Linked DNA regions of Homo sapiens: region 2 is linked to region 1. Evidence: read pairs that join two places in POLR2A ChIA-PET (ENCODE). Cell type or tissue: A673. All regions are shown on one strand. Links, peaks and the distances in the headings refer to the core of each region. The heading gives the core; the rest is flanking DNA.

Region 1 (10,976 bases), core at 3,090-8,089:
AGCCTCAAACTCTTGGGCTCAAGCAATCCTCGCTCTTCAGCCTCTAAGCAGCTGGGACTATAAGCATGCACCACCACGCCTGGCTAAGTTGTTTTATTATTTTTGTACAGACAAGGTCTTATTATGTTGCCCAGACTAGTCTCCAACTCCTGGCCTCAAGTGATCTCCCTGTCTCAGCCTCCCAAAGTGCTGGGATTAAAGGTGTGAGCTACCATGCCTGGCTAATTATTTTTTTGTTTGTTTGTTTGTGTCTGTGTCTAATATTGTGTTACTGGTTTTGGTCCCTAAAACAAAAAAACTCTGTTTCTCTGTGTTTTTATTTTTAATCTTTTTGAAACAACTTTATTAGGGTATAATTTATGTGCCCTAAAATTTACCCATTTTAGTATACAAATTAATGTTTTTAAATAGATTTACAAAGTCGTGCTAACATCTTCATAAAGGCTTTCATTTTTTTAAGTTTTTCATAAAATTGCCTGCAAAGTTCTTCCAAGTTTCTTTTCATGGTTAGTTAACTTGAACATATTAATACCTTTAACTGACTCTTCTTTATGGGCCATAATATTTTAAATGAGGAAATTATCAGTTAACAGGTAATGAAGTGCTTGGTAAGTAGAATTTAGTAGCAAATTCTGCTAAAGAGTGGATATTCTGACTTCTAATTTTCTTAAGTATAAAAATATGCACATAAAAGCAGGACAAAGAGTGAGTAGTGAATTGTGGGGTTGGCAGGCAGGATGTAGTATTAAAGTAGTGTCAATTTTAAAAATCAAGTAACACATAACCACTAAACTGGTTCTATGCCAGCATCAGTTTATAACACTGTAATGCCACATATCTAATTTTAAATTTTTTAGTAGCCACATTAAAAATATAAAATTAAGCAAAAAATAGTAAAAATATGAATGTGATTCCACCTAAATATTTTCACAGGTACTGACTTTTTGCTTCATTTGCATTCACTTTTGCCAATGCATAACTATTTTTATAAGATGCCACTTTTCAGGAAAACAAAGTTGTCATGATTAAATTTTCAAGATCTTTTACAGGACAATTTTAGAATTTAAAAGGTAAATATTGAACACTATTTGAGCATTCATTGTTTAAATTTCTCAGTTTTCCCTTTGTCATTACAAGTATAAATTTTAATTCTTTTTTGTTTGCGAGGCTTGTTTTTCATTATCCTATATTACAAAACTGATCATTCAAAATGACAATTTCTGGGGCCTCATTTAAAAAAATACTTTAGGGAGGACTTCCAAATGATTACTAAGAGTAATATAAAATTATAAAAGTTTTAATACTATTTTAGAATATTTAGGTTTTCTTATAAAGCAGCTTTTCAAAGGCTCAAACATTTTTAAAATCGATTTGTTGATGGACAATGAAAAAAATTTATTGCTATTTTTTATATAAAATTATCGTTACTCATCTGCTTCATCCAAAAAATTCTGTATTTTAGTTAGTCCTGAGGTGTAGAAATTTTTAAAAATTATAAATTCTGACTACAGATACTTCTATTTCAATTGGAGATTTTCATAGTTTGGAAACAAAATTATAAATTATGTATGCAACCTAGCCAATTCAAGTGTATTTCTGTTCCAAATGTTTCTTAATTTAGTAAGAGTATTTTTTAAATGATAATTTCCTTTACCAATATTTATATTTATGTTATAATTACAGAACAATTTTATTTTTAATTTTAACTTTTAATTTTAATTTTTAATTTTGATTCATTTTAGCAAAGCGAACTACTCTAAACTTCCCTTTGATTTTATAAATTGGATGAAAATACTGATTATGGGAATTAACTTGTCCTTTTGAAGGATCTTTCTTCATATATATACATACATAATATTTTCCTACTGTAGTGCTTGTTGAATTTATTACCCATGTACTATATTTAAGGCATTCTAAAAATGCTTGTCCCAAAGGCAGTCAAAGATGGCTTTTTAGAGGATGCAATGCCTAAGCTAAGTCTTTTTTTGTTTCTCTGAAGGATCTAATCAAAAGAATACAAAACTACCATCATTTCACCATTTACAAAGTTCTTCTGTTAATAGAGCCAATACATCAGCAGATATCATTTCCACTTTTGTATGTACATAAGAAAATTTGGTCTGAAACCTGAGCAAAATTAATGAAAAATATTAATTTGAACTAAATGGAAATCATTGCTTTTATAATGATATGCAAACCTGTCTTCTTTAGTTATATTTGTTAAATTTTTGTCTTTGGCACAGTCATCTATGAACTGACTCTGTCTCAAAAAAAAAAAGAAAAAAAAGAAAAGAAAGAATGAAAAAAAAAACTAGGACATGGCTAACAGGAATGGGGACAAAGAATGTAAGTTTGGCATCCCCAAGCAAATCTGATAATATAATCCCCCCTACATAAAAGTCACTATTTTTTCTTACTGTCTGTGCATAGATTAACTGAAACATGCATGGGTCAATCTAAGGAAAGAAAGAGCACAGTCTGGGTGTGGTAGCACACGCCTGTAATCCCAGCACTTTGGGAGGCTGAGGTGAGACAAGAGGATTTCTTGAACCCAGGAGTTTGAGACCAGCCTGGGCAACATAGGATGACCCCATCTCTTAAAAAAAAAAAAAAAAAAGAAAAAGAAAAAAAGAAATTATCCGGGCATGTTAGTGTGGCCCTGTGGTTCTATGTACTCGATGGGGTGAGGTGGGAGAATCACTTTAGCCTGGAGGCTGAGGCTGCAGTGAGCTATGATCACACCACTGTACTCCAGCCTGGGTGACAGAGCAAGACTACCTAGACAAAAGAAAAAAGAATGATCACAAATTACATTAATCATGCATGCATTTTCATGTAACATATTTTAATGCTGGTTTGCCTGTGTGTGGGCAAATACCAAATTTGGGGCTGGCATGACTCTCTCCACATAGTCTAACCTGTCTCCTTCCCTAGCCACTTACTCTTCTTCATTCCATTAGCTGAGAATGCAATTAAGCATTAAGTCTGAATATTTTGTGGTTTTTAAGCATGCCTATTTAGAAGAGACCTAAGAGCTCTACCTTTTTGCTATCTGATGCTACATATAGGGGAAAACAAGCAGATGTTGCTGACAGTGTCAATTAAGGAGTTAATAAGCAAGGAAAGTCCGTCTGTGGCAAATCTGGGTTGAACATCATAGGATCACATTAAGTAATATTTGTTGAGCACTGCTATAAATGAGGCATTATCCAGTTGTTCTGATACAGTGGCCCTGGGTCAGTCCTGTCATCTCTTCAACTGCATTTTCTCTTCTCTTAGACATGCAAGGTCCTCATGATTGTCTCAAAACTATATAGAATTGAGAAGGTGAGCAGACATGAGTACATTTAGAGAAAAACATGGCTTGGTCCTAATAAATGTTTAGTGAGCTTGACCATTAATATCTTTAACATTTTTTTCTTTCTTTTTATTCCCAGCTGCACTGATGAGGAAACTGAAACAGAAAATCCAGAGTAAATTCCACCAGGCCACACAGCAAGGTCTGATAGAGCCAGGAGAGACTTTATGAAATCCAGACTCTCACACTAATGCTCTATCAGCTAGACCTCCATGTGAGTCTCCCCAATGTAGGTAGGAAGTGCTTTCCCTAAAATGCTCATAAAGCAAATCAGAGCAATGCTGCATTCCATGTGATTTCTAATTTGAAATGCAAACAATTGCCAATTTGTTTGACTTGTATTTATAATTATTTCCTTGTGAATTACTCATCACTAAATGCTTTATAAATATTTTCTCTTTTTTTCCTCAATGTCTATGGAATGATCACAGCATAGAAAATGTTGGCTTTCAAGGATTTATTAATATCTCCTTTTGAAATAACATGTATTTGTAAGACAGAATAAAATCACTTTAAAGAAACAAATCTTGAATTTGATTTCCCGTTCAGACAATGACTTATTTGATGTCCTTAATAAGATGAACTACATAGTGACTTTTATTTAAAGGATCCATTATATAAGAAGTAGAAAAGTAAATATGCACACTTAGATGAGCACGGCCTTGCCAACAGCTCCTTCTGATAGATTTTTAGACTTTACTAAGTTTGTGTAAGCCGAAGGCATCACACTGTATGCATTACTGAATCTAATTTCACTTTTGCCAATAACAAAAAAAAACAAGCTAGTGGCATAATATGGCAGTATGCATCATATGCTTACCATAATCTCAAAATTTAACTCTTTGTAAAGAACTGAGCCAATTATTTCTGTCTTTTTGAGCATGAAACCTAATTTAAAGCATTTTTCTAGATGATAAAATAAATACTCCTTTACTCAGAAACTTAACAAATCCAGAATAGAATACAGAACTCAGTAGCTAGATTCAGAATATTGTTCATACTATTTGCTTGGAATCACATCAATATCACGTGATTTTCAAGGAAGAAAAATAAACAGTAGTTCCCCGCTTTTTTGGTCCTGGTTGCTCCCAACTGGCAATAGCGTATGTGTGTTTTAGTCTGTGCTTTGCAAAACTTGATGTGAATTCAAACCAGCACAAATATTAAAAAGTGCAATTTCCACTTTTGAAAACAAAATTTAGAAATTGTTAAATATTAGCAATTTGTTTAAGCAAGGGAGGAAAAGGAACCATTAGAAGAAATTCAGAGGCATTAAAAGGGTCACAAGGATTGACTTATGAGATCAAACAAACAAAAAAAAACACACAATGCTAGATCTGTTGCTGGACAAAACCATGGTAAGCCAAAGCTCTAATAGTGATATATACAGTCTGGGGAAAGCAACTTCACATTTTGGTGTAATTGAGGGAGGAAAATGACCCAGTTCTACTTGCTAATAATAAGTATCATTAGGTAAAGGATATAGTAATTGAAAGGCAACTCCTCAGATTTAAATATTATTTAAAGTATCTTTAAGCAAGTAGATAAGTATAGCAACAATCAAAAATGCTTATTCAACTCAATTCCTACTTTCCCTTCCCAAATCTTAAAATTGATAAAAAACAAACACACAAACAAAAACAAAACAAAACAAAACAAAAACAAAAACCAGAGAAAGAGAGAGCTAGTTGGATACCAATGTCTGAACTCCATACCCCAACAGGGACCTCGTTTTGTATGACTGCCACAGAAACGAGCACAGAGAGGGGCAAGATAATGTAAGGAACAGGGTAGGGGAGGAAAAAATGGCCGTTTTAAAAGGAATGACAAGGTTGGGTGAAACATAAAAAGCCACTCCATAGCCAAGAGAGATTAAAAAGAGCTCAAGAGGGTCATGTTGCTTCCCATTTCCCCTTACCTGATTCTTGCTGCCACTCCATTGGTTAAGTTTTACAGGTTGCAGTAACTGGCAAGGAAGAGGTGTGCCTCTCAGCTGTTCACAATGCAGAATCTTGAAAAGGTCAACATAGTAGCAGTATGACAGGCCATGTAAGTCATTATGTGCTTTATAATTCATTTGTAAGTAGAATGAGAACTGGAGCAAATTAAATGTAAACTCTGCCATAGGACCTCTAAAAACATGTTAGTCATATGGAAAGCTAGGTTTTGTTTTCTATCTAGAAAGACAAACAAATATTTCTTCACAAATGTGTTACTTTCCTGAGGAGAGCAGAAATGGGAGATAAATCCATTTGCTGCAAAGTGGTTTAAAGAAAATATATTGGCAGCAGGAGGAAGGTGGTTTAGGGAGATGATATGTAATAGAATACATATACAAGTACTATGAGCGTTGAGATTCAGGTTAGTGCTAATTAGACATTTCCTGATCAGTGAAAATCGTAAGACTTTCAAAGTCCTGTATTTTAAGAAATAGTAAAATCTATCAGGTAAGATAATATATTTATGACTTACCGCAGTATTTTTGTGATGGTTCTGTTCTTTGTGAAGCCTTATTTTGCATTGAAATTGGCACAATTTTACACCGTTAACCAAATTTTCTTTTAATGGAAACTCACACACACATAGCACATTCTTTAGTACTAAGATGCTAAAGTTGCTGAACATGCTACAGGTGATTATGAGGCAGTAGTGAAAGAGTTAATTATCCATCATTCCTCCCCCCTACCCTAGACATCCCACTGTGCCTCTGTTATAGACTTAGGCACAGTTCCTAATGGCAAAATCTATTAGAATGCACAATATTCTCCCAAGGGAGCTGGTGGAAGTTCTGTCACTTGAGACATTTAAAACTACACTGGGTAAAGCACTAGAGAGCTGTGAGTGCATGTGTTCCAACCCTCAGGACAGAAATCATGACCTAATGGGTGATTTCTATCCCTTAATGTCTCTGATTCGCTGGGTGTTTTAATAGCTCCCTCATATTTAAGTAGATGACCAACGGTCTATTTTTTTTTAATGGAACTTGAGTTTGGTCTGTAAAGTGTCAAGACAGAGGTGACAAAACAAACCACAGGGGAATGGAGGAAGCCTCGTGGAAATTTAGTTGGTTTGAAGGAGGGTTGAGCAAACACAACAGTGTATTCGGGTTTAGCAAATGCCTTGACTTCTTTTTTTTTTTTTTTCAAATGTTTTCAGTTCAAGGAAACCCAAAACACATTTGGCTAAACAGTTTTTCCTTAATTTTCAAACCCATGTGTATTTCAAGGGAAATTTAATCCATGTGTTTCTGATTCATTTACACTTAGCTCATCAAAATGTGGTTTCATAAGACCCATTTGATGTCTAAGAAGCCTTGTGAGCTTTTTTTTTTACAAGCTTTTTTTCTTTGAACCAGGAAGTTACATTTTGCCAAGAGTCAATGGAACTTCAACCAGAAAAGAATCAGTTTTGTTTGGGATCTTGGAATCCTCAAAGTTGGTGGGAGCTAATGAGCCGGGAGGGGAGGGGAGGAGAAGCTGATTCAGAGAGCAGGAACCTTCCCATTTCTAATATGTTATCTGTTCAGATAACTTGAAAATCTAATTTTCTCTCAGTTTATAGTAGAAAATTCATCTTCAATTTTTGAAAATCTTGTGGAAAACATGAGCATGAATTTTATTACAGGGTCCAATGCTGTCACATGATCTGATAATCATCCACTAGTGAGTCTGTGGGTGATGAGTATCAGAGCAGTAATGACATACTTATCTTAGAGGCAATTATTAAGAAGTGACTCACAAAAGTGTTTAGATTGGCCATTTTTTTAATATTTAAAAAAGCTTCCTCTGCCTGGTTGTTGTCGCTCTGTGCACAACACTACTGGTTATTTAAGAAACAAGACAAATAAGACTCAGTGAATGTGCTGATTCAGGTGCACACAATCCCCTATCTCATTGCTGGTGTTGCTAAAGAGCATCTGGGGTAAGGAAACATGCATCCGGTCCATCCGTCAAGAGTCCATGAGAAAGCCAACAATGTTTGCACCTGCAGGATGAATTACATCTTTGGTGAGTGTGGGAAGCTACATAATGAGACAGCTGAGTGGCTGACATTTCTTTTTTCTTGCTCCTTCTGCACCTTCTTTTTGCACTACCTTCATTTTTCCCACTTCCTCTCCCTTTTCCCCACCTTTATACAATCACCACCAATAATGGAGCAAATGTGGCACATCCATCCAAGGATGGGTTGACATGGTTTACACATTGCTTTCATTTGGTTGTTCTTTGGATGAATTCTTCCTTGAGAACAAGATAATGAAAACCATACGGTCATTGAGCACACAATCTGCCTTCACTTTGGCTGTTCCCTCGCAGCCCGTTTCATTTTATAAAGCCTGGTCCCTGAGTTTACGCCAGTAGAAGATCCCAAGCAGGTGGAATCCTGCCCCCTATGGGCTTGCAGAATTCAGCAAACACTGTCAGTTTAGCTCTTGCCTGTCACCCATACATCAGAGAACTTATTTGAATGGAACATCTCTTGCTAGTCTGGTAAAGGTTTAGAAACTTGGCCTTCTAAGTATTCATGTAAGTTCTGTTCTGGGACCTTCATTGTAGGAACTGAAAATGAAAGAACCAAAATAGATATCAACAGATAATTAAAGGAACGTTTGGAAGTTTTTTACCTCATGCAAACCTCAAACTCTGAACCACTACTGCCTAAAGGAAATAAATACTGTGTTATGGTGAGTGAAGGTAAAGGTGTACTTTATTTCTTGGATGAGTTTTGACAGTGTAAAACAAAATGATAAGTTTTTAACTATGGCAGAAAGTTCAGACAACAGGTGTGAGGGAAAAGAATTATTCATTGATTCAAAGTCCCATACAAGTGAGTGAAATGGCTAAAAGCAATAAAATTACAGATGACGTCTTTGGAATTTAAACAAAAGAAGTTTATTTTCACTTTCTAATTTGTAGCTTGCTTTTATAGACACCAAAGAAACATCACAGAAATATTAAATTATTCTCTGAAAATACAAAGATAAAAACTATTGAGGTTTAAGATAGAAGATATTTTCTCTTAAAATTGGCTATGATACTTCTACACTGATAGAACTTATGAAAATAGCCAATCTATTATGACTAATTTAATTTTCTTTCCCAAAGATACATAATTCAGAATAAAAACCGTAATCAATGCCCAAAACACAAATCTCATACATCTTGCTAATGCTGGAGAAATAGTGTCAAGTTCTTTTTCAGTACAAATATATGCAGTACTTTTACTATGTTTTGTTTTTAATTCTCAGAAATCCTTATTATTAATCAAGCAAAACAAGCTTTTTATAATATAGAATTATCCTTCCGCTGTAAGAGTAGAAGCAAAGTAATTCAAAGTAAAATATGAAAAGTGCTATAATTTAGTAAGAGATGGAAAGAAATTTAGAATAATTTTGTTCAAACTCATAATTTTATGATTGAAGAAACAAAAATCCAGAGTGTTTAGGAGTTTGTTCAAAGTTCAAAACCTGGAATCTCTAAGGTTGGATATCAGAAGTCAGCTCTAAATACAAGTTCAGTGCTATTTTAACAATCAATAAAATTTCTAAGAGCAATATATTCCTGAGATGGAACACATCAGAAAAGACTATAGGGATTCTTTGAATTTGGAAAGTTCTTACTAGGTAGAAATTCCAATAAATACAACAGATTAAAATGGAACTCATTCACTGAGGTGGAGTTGGAAACCCTAGGGTCTCATTTGTTAGCTCCTCTCACCCACTCCTTCTGAGGGCCCTCTGAATACCTTGTAAAAACTCCAAGAGTTTCTTAGGACACTGTCTTAAAACCACCAATAATATTCCCAGTTGTGGTGAGTAGACTCAAAAGTGACCCCAATGACCCTACAAAGTACCACAGACTGGGTGGCTGAAACAACAGACATTTATTTTCTCATGAGTCTGGAGGTTAGAAGTTTGAGATCAAGGTGTCAGCAGAGTTGGCTTCTGAGGCCTCTCTCCTTGGCTTGTTGATGGCCATCTTCTCTCTGTGTCTTCACATGGTCTTCCTTCTGCACTTGTCTGTCTCTTAATTTCTTCTTGTAAGAACACCCATCATTGCATTAGGGCCTGCCCTAGTGACCCCATTTTAACTTAATTATCTGTTTAAAGACTTTATGTCTGAGTTTAATTAAGCTAATACAACAAAATACCTTAGACTGGGTAATTTATAAACATCAGAAACTTATTGCTCATAATTCTAGACACTGGGAAGTCCAAAATGAAGGCACCAGCAGAGTCAGTGTCTGGTGATGGCTCACTCTGCTTCAAAGATGATGCCTTCTCAAGTGTCCTCACAAGGTGAAAGGGTGAGGCATCTCTCTGGGGTCTCTTTTATCAGGACAGCAATCTCATTCACAACAGCAGAGCCCTCATGACCTAATCATCTCCCAAAGGTCCCACCCCCTAATATCATCACCTTGGTGAGTAGGTTTCAATATATGAATGTTGTGGGTATGCAAACATTCAGATGATAGTACCTTATCTCTAAATACAGTTACATTCTGGGGTACAGTGGGCTTTGACATATAAATTTGTGGGTTGTGGGGAAGCGGGCATTTTTCAGCTCCTAACACTCACCTTTCTATATTATCCCTTTGTATCATACCCTCCCCTTGGGTGGGAAATTTGACTTGATTCTAATCTATAGAATATGACAAAAGTGATAGGAGTCACTTTATCACTTCATGATTATGTCACATGATAAAATAACCTGTCTTGTTCTAGAGATTTTCTGTCTCTCTTATAGACTTTGAAAAAGTGAAGTGGCCATGTTAGGAGGCCCAGATGGTAAGGAGCTGAGGGAGGCCTCCAGGAAATGGCCAGCAAGAAGCCGGCTCCCTCAGCCTTGTAGCTACAAGAAAATGAATTCTGCCAGCAATCTGAGTGAACTTGGAAGCTGATTCTTCCTCTGTCAAGCCTCCAGATGAGAATCTCAGTCACAGCCAACACCTTGACTGCAGTCCTTAGCAGAGGACTCTGCCAAGCTGTGCCAGGACTCCTGACCTGCAGAAATTGTGAGGTAAGACATATGCATTGTTTTAGGACACTAAGGTTGTGATAATTTGTTACTAGTATGGAAAACTAATACCTAAACTCTCAGAGTGGTTTTGGAACCAGGCTGTGGGTGCAGGCAGGGGAAATTTTGAGAAACACGATAGAAAATGCCTAGATAGGGCTGGGCGCAGTGGCTCACGACTGTAATCCCAGCACTTTAGGAGGCGGAGGTGGGCGGATTGCCTGAGCTCAGGAATTTGAGACCAGCCTGACCAACCCAGTGAAACCCCGTTTCTACTAAAATACAAAAAATTAGCCGGGAGTGGCAGTGTGCGCCTCTAGTCCCAGCTACTCGGGAGGCTGCAGCAGGAGAATTGCTTGAACCCTGGAGGCGGAGGTTGCAGTGAGCCGAGATTGCACCACTGCACTCCAGCCTGGGAGACAGAGCAAGACTCTGTCTCAAAAAAAAAAAAAATGATAATAATAATAAAATAAATAATAAATAAAAATAAAAAAATAAAGTAAAAAGAAAATGCCTAGTCTTGATAAGATTGTTAGCAGAAACCTGGATATTAAGGACACTGTCAATGAGAGCTGAAAAATGAAGTGATGAGCATGTTATTGAAA
Region 2 (10,976 bases), core at 2,910-7,909, 73 kb after region 1:
GAATGAAAGGCATCATTTCATTTATATTTAACTTTTCCAAAACATGACTTTTCTTGTTTTTTCTGAAGAAAGCTTATCTGCCAAGGAATGAGCAAGGGTAGGAACAATCTACTGTAACAAAAAGAAGGTTGTTTTCTTAGCATCAATTGTGATGTATGCATATTTTTATATTTAAAATGAAAGCATTAAAATTATAGCTTAAATGATTAAATATTAGTTGACCCAAAATAAAAGAAATAAATTCACCAATTGTAGTTTCTCAAAGCTGAGAGGACTATTTCTCATCCAGAACAAAAAAAGGCACCATTTGTTTGATATCATTTTGATGAATTATTAATTTTATCACAGCTAAGATGACAGCTAATATTAGAACATTGAATTATTAATTTTCAAATGTGCAATAAAAAAGCAGAATAAACATAAACTGAGATGTGTTTTACGTAAGGGTTACATTGCTTACTTATTCTATTTAAGAAAAATACCAAAGGAAACCGATGAATTAAAAATCTTGTCAACACTGCTGATGAATTCTTTTACTCATTACTTTACATGCCATTTTAAAATATGAAGCACAAATAACATTATGTATTACCTGATAATAAATGTGATTATTGAGCATTAAAGATATATATTATCCATATTACAAATCATCTTTGTGTGGTTGCTAGTATGATAGTGAATTACAGAGCCATAATAATAGTGAGAAACATCTGTGGCCTTAAAGGATTCACCTCTAATCCTCTCAGGATTATTTTACTGAGAGAGGCAAACTATTTCTTCAGAATAGCTTTGAGTTATTTTTTAGCAATTTTTTTTATCATGACAGTTATTTCTGTTACCTCACAGTCTAATGCTCAGAGAGGTCCCAGTCTTCTTCAAATGTATAGTGTTGGTGAAGTTTCAGTCCTAAAATAAGGACAGACTCTCTACAGTTCCATTGCACTAGGGGCCATTGCTGATTGTTCTGTCAAATAGCGCCTCATAAACATCCCCTAGACTCTTGAGCCTTCAAAGCCTTAACACTTGATTCCTAAATATGAAAATATTTCCATAGCGTTGGCATCATAGGCACTCAAGCAATGCAGAACAGAGCCACTGCTCAGAGCACAGGGACAGTTAGAGGAGATGGAGAGGAGGCTGTAAGGCAAACAGACTGGTGGATAATTTTAGGACATAATTCCCTGGTGGGAGAAATAAAGCTCTCATTCATCCCAGAGTTCACAAGGATTTAATCCAGATATAAGGTGAATTCACTTCCATCAAAAAATGTATTCCCTTATTATGACATTTTCTACTTAGGTAGAAGGATCAGAGAGTATGAAAAAGAGGGAGTTTCACAGTAGAAAGACTTTTTTTTCTTTTCACTGGAGCAAGACCCCAAACAGGAAATGATATGATTTATACCTCATCTAATTTAGACAAGAATGATTTGAGCCATAAATGCATTTGTGATAATAATATTTAAGGCAATGATGTTTAGTCACTAGTTTTACACACCACCATTGCCACATGTGCCCTCACTGAGGGTTCTGTGTAAGCTGTCATAAGACTTATTAATAAATTATAATATGCTATTTAATAATTAAAACATATGTTTTATATGTTAGAATACCCATCATCAAGTAACAAATTTCCTAATAAGCCAACTCACAAATGAAACAAGAAGATCTGGTCTTTTGTTCTAGGTCCTTCTATTCCCATAAGTTCTGTAAAATAGATTTTATATATGTAACTATTTTTTTTGAGAGATTAAGTAACTTGCCCAATATTACATCACTAGTAAGAATTCAAATGCATTTCTGTGTTAATACAAATCTCATTTTTCAGGTAATACACCTCCTTCTTGAAAATATACAATGTATTTTAGGCCATTAAAATGTCTGAGAACTTTTATGATATTGTATATATTTATATAACTAACTAATAGAGTTCTCCCAACAGTCCTATGTGCTATGTACTATTATTATCTCACTTTTACTTGCATGAAGGCTGAGACATAAGAAGTTAAATACATTTCTGGTTACTAAAAGGGCTAGACTTTGGACTCAAGGTATTTGACTCTCTCAAACAAGGTGTTATATTACATTTGTGTAATGGAGTAGATTATGTTAATATAGGTATGTATAACCCAACACACTAAACCGAAAGTGTTGAAAAATTAGAAGCAAAAGAGACAAACAGGTTCTGTGACTCCTGGATTCATCAGGAAGAAGAGATTTGAGTTGCTTTCTTTAAACAGAGAAGAGTTGAGTCAGCTTTCTTTTAGAATGTGGTGGGTTCTCTCTACTTTTCTTATGCTTAATTTCCATTAATTGGCTCCCAACCTCTCCTCCTCTTCCTGGCCTTCCACAGAATGGAGTCTATAAGTAGCCCAGAACACTGAGTGCTCCTGGAAAGACGTGCAGCCCTTCGTTACCCTCACGCTGATAGGCTCAACACAACTTTATGCCTTGAGACCATGAGGATCAATCTACTCATGCTCTTTATTGATGTTTATGTCCGTTACCATGATAAACCCAAATTCTAATTCCCTGCCTTCTATTCCACACATCTCTGTGTGTCTGCTCCTATTTCTACCCCTTCCTGACGCCTAAACACTCTTCCACCTTGCCCTCTTTGACTCATAGCAAGTCTTCCGTGCACCTCCCCATAGATCAATCCTAATCTTCTTCTTTGAATATTCCCCTCACCTTATTGTTCTAAAAAAAATTCCCTTTATAATTCTCACCTGTAGGTACTTTCTTCTCTTCAGCTCTCTCAATTGGTGCCTGATTTTGCTCCCACTCTTCTCCTATTATTGAGTAGGAAGGTTGAGTACATGTTTTCCTTGCTCAACTACTACATCATTTTCCTCCGAGAAAACACCCAGCTTTCAGCTTCAAATCATCAGACAACCCCACCCACTCCTCCTCCAACTCGCAGCCCTTTACACAGATGTGCTGGGCCACTCTCATTGCTTAAAGGTTTAATTTCTAAGTTTGCTGATATTTTCTCCAGGAATACTCCTAACATAGTTCCTGAGGAATTTGATATCTGCAGATTCATAGATGATCTTTCTGATTCCCTGGCCTCTTCATTCCTTGGCCTCTGCCTTTCCTCAGACACTCACTCTCAAGGTAATACCCTAGACCTTACCGTTACTAGTAACTCAATTTCTTCCAGAATATCATTTTAAGCCTTTCACTCTTGCAGAACCATGGCCTTTCCTTACAACTGGTTTCTCAGTATCAGCAGTGCCTCAGATATGCACACACACATACATATTCCACTCTTTGTCTCACTTTATAGAGGCACAACCTCAGCTTCCTTCCTTTAATGCAGAGCTTCTCTTCCATTATCTATCATGTTCTGCTCATCTTATCACAGCAGTTTCCATGCAGTATTATACAATAGCCTGTTTATATTCCCAACTATACTTACTTTCCTTAAGAGAAGGGGGCATTCCTGTATTGTTCATTCTTGAATCTCTACAATCACAGTTTGCAGTCCATACAGTAATAATTAATGAAACTTTTTTGGGTTCACAGATTTCAAGAACACTTTTGCTTTAGATTGGCAACTTTGTGATTTTTGATAGTCATATGGATTATAGTTTCACAGTAAGAGGATCGAAGGGAAAAAGCCATAAATTATTCAGAGAAGAGAAGAAACTGTTCCCTTTATATGTATATGGCTTGAGGCATGAACCAAGGATGTTTTTCTGGCACTTAGTGTTTATAGAGAGGTGAGGAGAATATGGGCCAAGGACCTTATGGAGAGATGATACTCCCCTTTTCTGCCTAAACAAAACAACCCTAAGTATATGTATCTATACCTCTTAAAGGCAAATTGAACCAATATCTAGCCGCTGGAAACAATCATCTTGGTACTTTTACTTTGGAAATTCAGTTAGTTATCCATGAGTTTGTTCATCTAGTTATTCAAATTCATTTTCAGCATGTATTCACTCCTTACTTATCAATACCACCCTTCTCCCACCCCTAACTTATTTCCATGGTCTCATGGTAAGCAGAATGTACTTTCCCAATCTTTGACTTGTTTTGAAAAATTAGATAATCGGCGAATGTATGGGAGCCTTGAGACCGGGCTTGCATTGTTGGGCTTGTATTCTTACCCCTCTGCATTTTGGTAGGAAAAAAACATGTTTTAAGTATATATATACTTTTGGTCCAAAGAGGATCAGAGACATGTGGAACAGAGCTGAGCCAAACATACCCTTGAAACCAAATCACACCAAGTCTAGCCAAGATCAGCCCAACCATAAAGACCTGTAGGCTGTGCCTGAGAAATAGCTGTCATAAGACATTGTGTTTGGGGATGGTTTTAATACACAATTATTGTTAAGAGAACTAACTGCCCTTTTTCCCTCTCTCCTTCTCAAAAATTTTGAAAAGAATTGGGGCTTGGTCAGAGAAGGAATTTTATTACTTCTATGTTCCTAATGTATACCCTAAAAGTAGTACTGTCCTTATTGCTATACAACTACAAAATGGGAAAATATTGGGATAAGACACCTATTGAGTCTTTAGTTTGTGTACAAGCCTATTAGATATTCCTTCTGTGAAATTATAATCTGTACATAGGTTAAAACAGCCAATGAGGCTTCCACTTCAAATAGAGACTCAAATTATTCCACTTGTCACCAAACTCCACATGGATCCTTTGGAACTGGAGATCAAGGGAGTGAAAACACTCAGTTGGGACTTATAAACATTGCCAGTTCCTGAAGCTGCTTGCTACACTCTGGGAGTTCAGGAATATTTCAGGATAATAGCTAACTGCATAGAAATCTAAAGGTAAAGACTAAACTCCTCTGGAACATCATGCAGTCTTTGCAAGGGCAGCCTATCATGTATTTCCTCAAACACATTTGGTACAACTTTCTTGAAGCCGTGCAACCTTTGGCCATGCAAAGCAGGATGTTATTATTTTTTTTTTTTTTGTATCTGCTGCCAGAGGCCTGGAAGACCAACAGCCTTAAAGGAAGTGTAAACATTTTTTATTTAGCTAAATAAAGTGTGAACTAAAGTTGCTATATTAAAGATAGAGCCAAGATAGGCACACATACAAAAACACCCAGCCATCCTCTGGTGCTCTGAGCTTGAAAGCTTAGAAGACTTAAGTTGACAATTGCATCAGCCTGTCTTATTGTACCATATAAGGCATACATTAGTGGAATTTACCGTTGCTGTGTGACTATTGTATTTTTAAATAGCAAACACACATTTACATAGCTCTTGTTCTATGTGAGATACTGTTCTAAGCATTTTATTAAGATAAATTCCTTTTCAAAACTGCTCTATAATATCCACCCAACAACAATTAAATATGCATTCTATCAAGCGTACATAAAACATTCTCCAGAATGGATCACATGTGAGGCCCCCAAACAAGTTTTAATACATTTAAGGAAGTCAAAGTAATATCACATATCTTTTTCAGTTACAATGGTAAAAAGCTAGACATTAATAACAGGAGGAATCTTGGAAACTTCAAAATAACACCAAGGGAAGTAATCTTATTATCCTCATGTAACTTATGATGTAACTGAGATCCAAAGAACTTAAGTGATTTGCCCAACATCATGCAGTAAATGGTGAAAGCAAGATTTGATTCCACAATCTGTATTCAAGAAACTGAAAATCTTTGCACAATATATCAATGCAAAAATAAAGCTGTAATTTTTTAAATGTGATTTACTTCAGAATTATGATTTTAGGTCTCACTGTGTACACAGCTTGGTAAAAACAAAATAATTAAAATGTTAGGATTATTTTATCCATCTTCATTGATTATTCAGTCTTATTTAAGCCTAATTAGAGAAACCATTTACCTTTTACCATGCATATCTTAGTTACCTATTATGCATTCATCATACACATATAGAATGCTTTCATGTATGAAGAGGAGTTAGTGTAAGGCAGGGGAGAGAAGAAGAGTTAGTGTAAAGCAGGGGAGTAAAGAGGAAAAAATGCTACTCCAATTAAGAAAACTAAATTATACAATTGTTATTTTAAAAATAGATCAATTTTTAACTACTATAAAGTCACATGGAAGATGGGAGACAAGATGAATTCAGTTAGGCTTTAGCAATAATTGCTATTATCTTCAGGTCATTTTGGAGGCTTAGCTCTATATAGTACAAGAGCATCCTGTAAGTAATCCATTTATAGGTGGTGGAACATTCAGTATTTCAGAAGTTTTAACTATTTGTCACATGATAGGTAGTTCAAAGAAAAAGCTACATAGTTTGGAATATTCCGGATGTATTTATTTCTTTGAGGTCTGATCTCCTATCCCATATTGGATGAATAGATAGCTATTAAAATGCCATGATGATTTGAGGAATGTCAGAAAACAATAATTAATAGCTAAGATTTATTGAAAGCTATTTTGTGCTGAGCACTGTTGCCAGCATGTTGCCTGTATTTTCTCACTCTTTACAACCACCCAACAAGGTAAGTGCTGTTATTATTGTACCCATTTTATAGGTAAGAAGGTTGAGGTCAGATGGAAGATAACATGATCCTACAGTTAGTAAGGATATATACCCAACCAATCTTGTTCCAGAAACTGTGGTATTAAGCTTTTCCTTCCTTGTTCCTTTCCCCAAACTTTTTTAACCCCCTGTTCCTTGCTAGAGGAGCTTCATTTTTCAGTGACATTGCTTTAAAACTATGGCAGAGAGGTCTATGTGAGATGCAAATATTTCAGCTGGGAGAAGGATGAATAAGAAGCGGGGCATGCTATAGTAGAGGACTGACTTGGTATAAGGCACCAGGGCCACCAGAACCATGGAGCAGGTAGAAAAATCATGGTAAACCCAGGGCCCAGCTGAGAAAGAAATGAAGCACAAATGAGAACAATTGATAAAGGCAACTCTATCTATAATTCCTTCCATGCTGTCCTTAACAGCACTGAAGTCCTTTCAGGCAATATGCTTTGGCTTAACTGGGTTCTAAGCCACAGTTCTCAGCTAGTCTGGTAGTTGATTGTAGCCTCATCTCTATTACCTGAGGTGGACAGGAGTTTTCAGCCCTTAGCACATTAGTTACACCTGTGGGGAATTCAGGACACCTGTCAGCCAAGGGAACTGGTTGTTCACCTGAAACTACTCTCTGACCAGGCTTACACATTCTTTATGACACTACATTTCCCCCGATTCACAACCATATTCCAGCAAGCTCGTCCCTGTGGAAATGAAGCATTGCTTTGAACACTACATTGCTTATTTGAGCCAGACATCTTTCAAAGAGTAACATTGTCTTTGTTTGCTGTCTCATCTCTTTGCACAGCTAAGCAGCTACCAGAAATCTGCTCCGATCTTCCTCCAAACAAACCACCTCAAAACATGAGATCACCTCACACCTAAAATTCTGAGCACTGCTACTACTTAACAAATATTATTGTCTTGCTTTACCTACCAGATCACTCCCCTTGGAAAATAAACTACCTAGCATGTCATCTGGGTTCTTCAAGAATATCTGAACATGTGTTACAGGGAACGGCCATGTGGGTTGTCCTATTTTCTGGATACTGATTGCTCTATTCCATTTTCATTTCCCATACCTCTCCTAGGCCTTTGTTTGGGTCACAGAATATCTTGAATGCAGAGCTCACACAGGTTGTGATAGGCTTTACTTCTATCACTAACTGGAAACAAAGAAAATCTACACTGAAGGAAACCTTTTCAAGTCGAACTTCTGTCAAGCAATTGGAGGAGCATGTGGTTTTGTGGTAAGATTTGTCAGAGAGAGTTGTGGAAGTGGCTAAGTGTTGCAAGTGGTAAATGACTACTTCAATGCCCACATACTGTGTGAGTGGTGCCTGCTCTTTACCCCATCAGTTTCTGATCTCCGCTGAAGCTCAGAAAGAGATCGTCACTTGTTAAACACAACCATATCACAAGCCATTTTTAATGTTTTAAAAATTTATTGCTACATGTGGAATAAATATGCCATGAGCTATTAAAAACTTTAATTTTCCATTAAAAAGTATTGAAGAAAAGCTTATTCATTTGACCAGCCCAGAAATTTTTAGTATAGGATCTCAAGTGCAATTATTCTTTCTCTTACAGGTGCATTCAATAAATATGGACCAGTTCTGTGCTAGGAGTTTAGGATACATGTTGGTTTATAGTCTAGCTGGGACAAAAAAAAAAAAAAAACCACAGAGTAAGTTTTCTGATAAGCAAGTTAAATCACACATGACAAGCAGGCAGAGGAGAAAACCTGTGTGAGAAAGTCTGGCAAATCGGAACAATTGAAAGAAATTCAATATGGCGGTGGAAGAGTGGCAAGTGATGACATGATGATCCGAGAGAGAGAGAGAGAGAGGTCAGATGACACAAGTCCATAATAAGCTCTAAATATTTTCCTTGTCATTAAGAAATTATTGTAAGACTTCAAGCAGTAGCATGAAATTATAACATTTATGTTTATTTTCAAAGGATTATACTGGTTTCAGTAAGAGAATAAACAGGAGAAATTAGGAGACAGATATGGTAGTTTTGATTAGGTTAGTGACAGGGGGTAGAGAGAGAGTTAAATAGTGTGAACTGGAAAATTGGACAGAATTGGCAACTGTTCAGGAAGTTAAATATCTTAAATACAATAGCTCTCCATTCTCATTATCTGACTAAACATACCTCACCAGCTTCAGCTAAAAGCCATGTGCCCCCTCACTCTTTATGCTTCAACCACAATGACCTACAGTTCCTCAACCTCAAAAACCCTTTGCTATGTCTTTTTTAATACATACTCCTTTTGGCTAAGAATGCCCTCTCCACTGGTCCCTACAATTTCAGGTCTTCCTTCAGGACCTATCCTGAGCCCCTAATCTAGGGGCTGTTATATCTAGGGGCTCTTCCTGTTATGTATTCCCATTGCCTACTGCTTTCTTTTTTGGGGTGGTGGTGGGGTGGTGGGGAGGGTAGTAGTCCCTTCAATCACACTAGAATACTTTGGTATGAGGTGGAATAATCTCTCTTTTATTATAGTAGGGACTTTGACTAACTTTCTCTTTGCTGTATTCCCATTGCCAGGACACTGCCTACACATACTAGGCACTCAATATATATTTGCTAAAAAAATTAGCAGACTCAGATGATGAATCTTACTAAGTCTGCCTTAAAAATATGCACATCCTTGTAGAGTCAGTATGACTAAAATATTTAGTCTCCTTAGGTTTCTGCTGGAAACCCAACGATGACTATCTACTGCTTATAGGTGACACTTATGACCACCAAATTGGTAGCATAGACAATTCGGTCTAATTCCAGTGGTATACACAGTACCATAATTTGGGTAGCTTTTAAGAGTACTGATGCCCACCTCCTATACTAGAACAATTGAATCAGAATCTCTGAGGTTTGAGGTAGGCACTGGTATTTTTAGATTATCCAAATGACTAAAATATGCATGAGAGATTATTACAGTGTGATGTTTACTCAGCTCTACCAGCTAAAATACCGTAGATGTACAGATCTGATGTTCAAATACGTTTCTATAGTCTATTAAACTCACTAAACCAGGGACTGCATCATTATGAACTTTGCAATTCATTTGTTCAATTTCCCAGAAGCATTTATTGCGTACCTGTTATGTGCCATTTTTACATTAAGTGACAGAGATGCAGACATTTTTAGGACTGAGGGTCTTTAGAAATAGTATTTATTTCCTACCTGAAAAAAAGCTATGGCTCCCAGATCCATAAAATATCTGACTTGTATGTACAAAATCACTTGTTATCAATATTTTCATTGACTTGACTTTGAAAACCCTTGTTTTTATGTTTTATCTTCTAAATCAGTTATGCTCATGTTTATTTTTTCTGCTTACATATGTTCTGCCACATTTCCACTGAGCAGTAGAAGATACTACTTTTTAAATGTTATTACAGCTTTTTAAGGGTTATATTAGACATAGTCATGGAATAAAAGAATGTCTGCTAAGATTCATCAGCCTGCTCCTATGAATTTTCTCCTTATTCATATTACAGTGGATGATACATATTAATTACTAGACACAGGTGTTTTACAGGAGGAAAAAATGTTTTATGCTTCTTCACAGAAACTGTGTCTATTAGAATGTGAAGAAGAAACAATTTACCATCATTTTGGATGTCTTTCTCGCACTGCTATGTAGAATTGAGAGGCACTTCCTCACCTTTCCCAATTATTTGCTTGTGATTTCACCCTGTTGGAGAAATTCTCAGGTCTGTTTATCATTCAAAATCTAAGTCTCATTTCTTCAAACCTTTTTTTCTTCTTTAGGTCATGTGGATTCGCTATATGGAATATGATTGAAGGATGATTATAATTACAGAAATTATAGGTACTAACTTTCCATATTTTTGGGCTTTATACAAATTTCTGCAAAGTTCCAGAGAATTGCCTTTACCAATGAATGTTTCCTAAAATGTGTTGTCTATTCATTATCTCTTCCTTTCTTCTCTACATCTACTATTAGTAAGAGTTCTAATATAAGAGTGCTGCAATGATGATATATAAATGACAACTCAATTGAACAAAACTATTCAATAAAATGAATTTGCATTTAAATATCATATTTTAAGAGATAAAAAAGTTTATGATAATAAAATGGGAATGCAGTCTACTACAGGGAAAATAACTAGGACTTAGAATCTGTAACAACCAGAGACTGAATCCTGCCAATTACTTTATCAGAGGCTTTGGGCTAATTACCTCAACTTTCTTTCCTGAACCTCAGGTTAGTCATCTGTAAAAAAACAAAAATAAAAAAATTTTAATAACGACATGCAATATTTTCAATATGCAAAATTATAAGTTTAGGAAAAAATTGATTTGAATTGTTTAGGAAGATCTATTTTTCTACAATTGTGGTAAAACAATTTAAATAAGACAAGAGCATATGTATGACATAGGTGTAATAATGCATATCCCAAAAATTCATTTGAAAAATATTTGATGAACCATTTGTATGTATAACACACTC

The links. Peaks named below come from ENCODE experiments on the same cell type or tissue, not always from the same donor. Only the 100,000 strongest peaks of a DNase experiment are listed, where the experiment ranks them.
Region 2: POLR2A ChIA-PET joins it to region 1 with 9 read pairs; 3 of 35 experiments call an interaction of 5 or more read pairs at or near these places.

The regions. Positions count from the first base shown.
Region 1 is chr2:145,178,767-145,189,742 of GRCh38, forward strand. LOC100505498 (a long non-coding RNA gene) reads left to right here. Exons shown (of 8, transcript XR_923410.3): 5 at 3,438-8,039; 6 at 10,102-10,374. Among named protein-coding and RNA genes, the nearest start is that of LINC01966, 300 kb to the left of the region's middle. In A673, for the core only: a CTCF peak has its summit at 7,757; DNase peaks (open chromatin) are centred at 6,135 and 6,655; H3K27ac peaks cover 990 bases.
Region 2 is chr2:145,251,608-145,262,583 of GRCh38, forward strand. It overlaps LOC100505498 (a long non-coding RNA gene), which reads left to right. Exons shown (of 8, transcript XR_923410.3): 7 at 7,579-7,737; 8 at 10,274-10,976. Among named protein-coding and RNA genes, the nearest start is that of LINC01966, 380 kb to the left of the region's middle. In A673, for the core only: no CTCF peak of the experiment used is centred there; no DNase peak of the experiment used is centred there.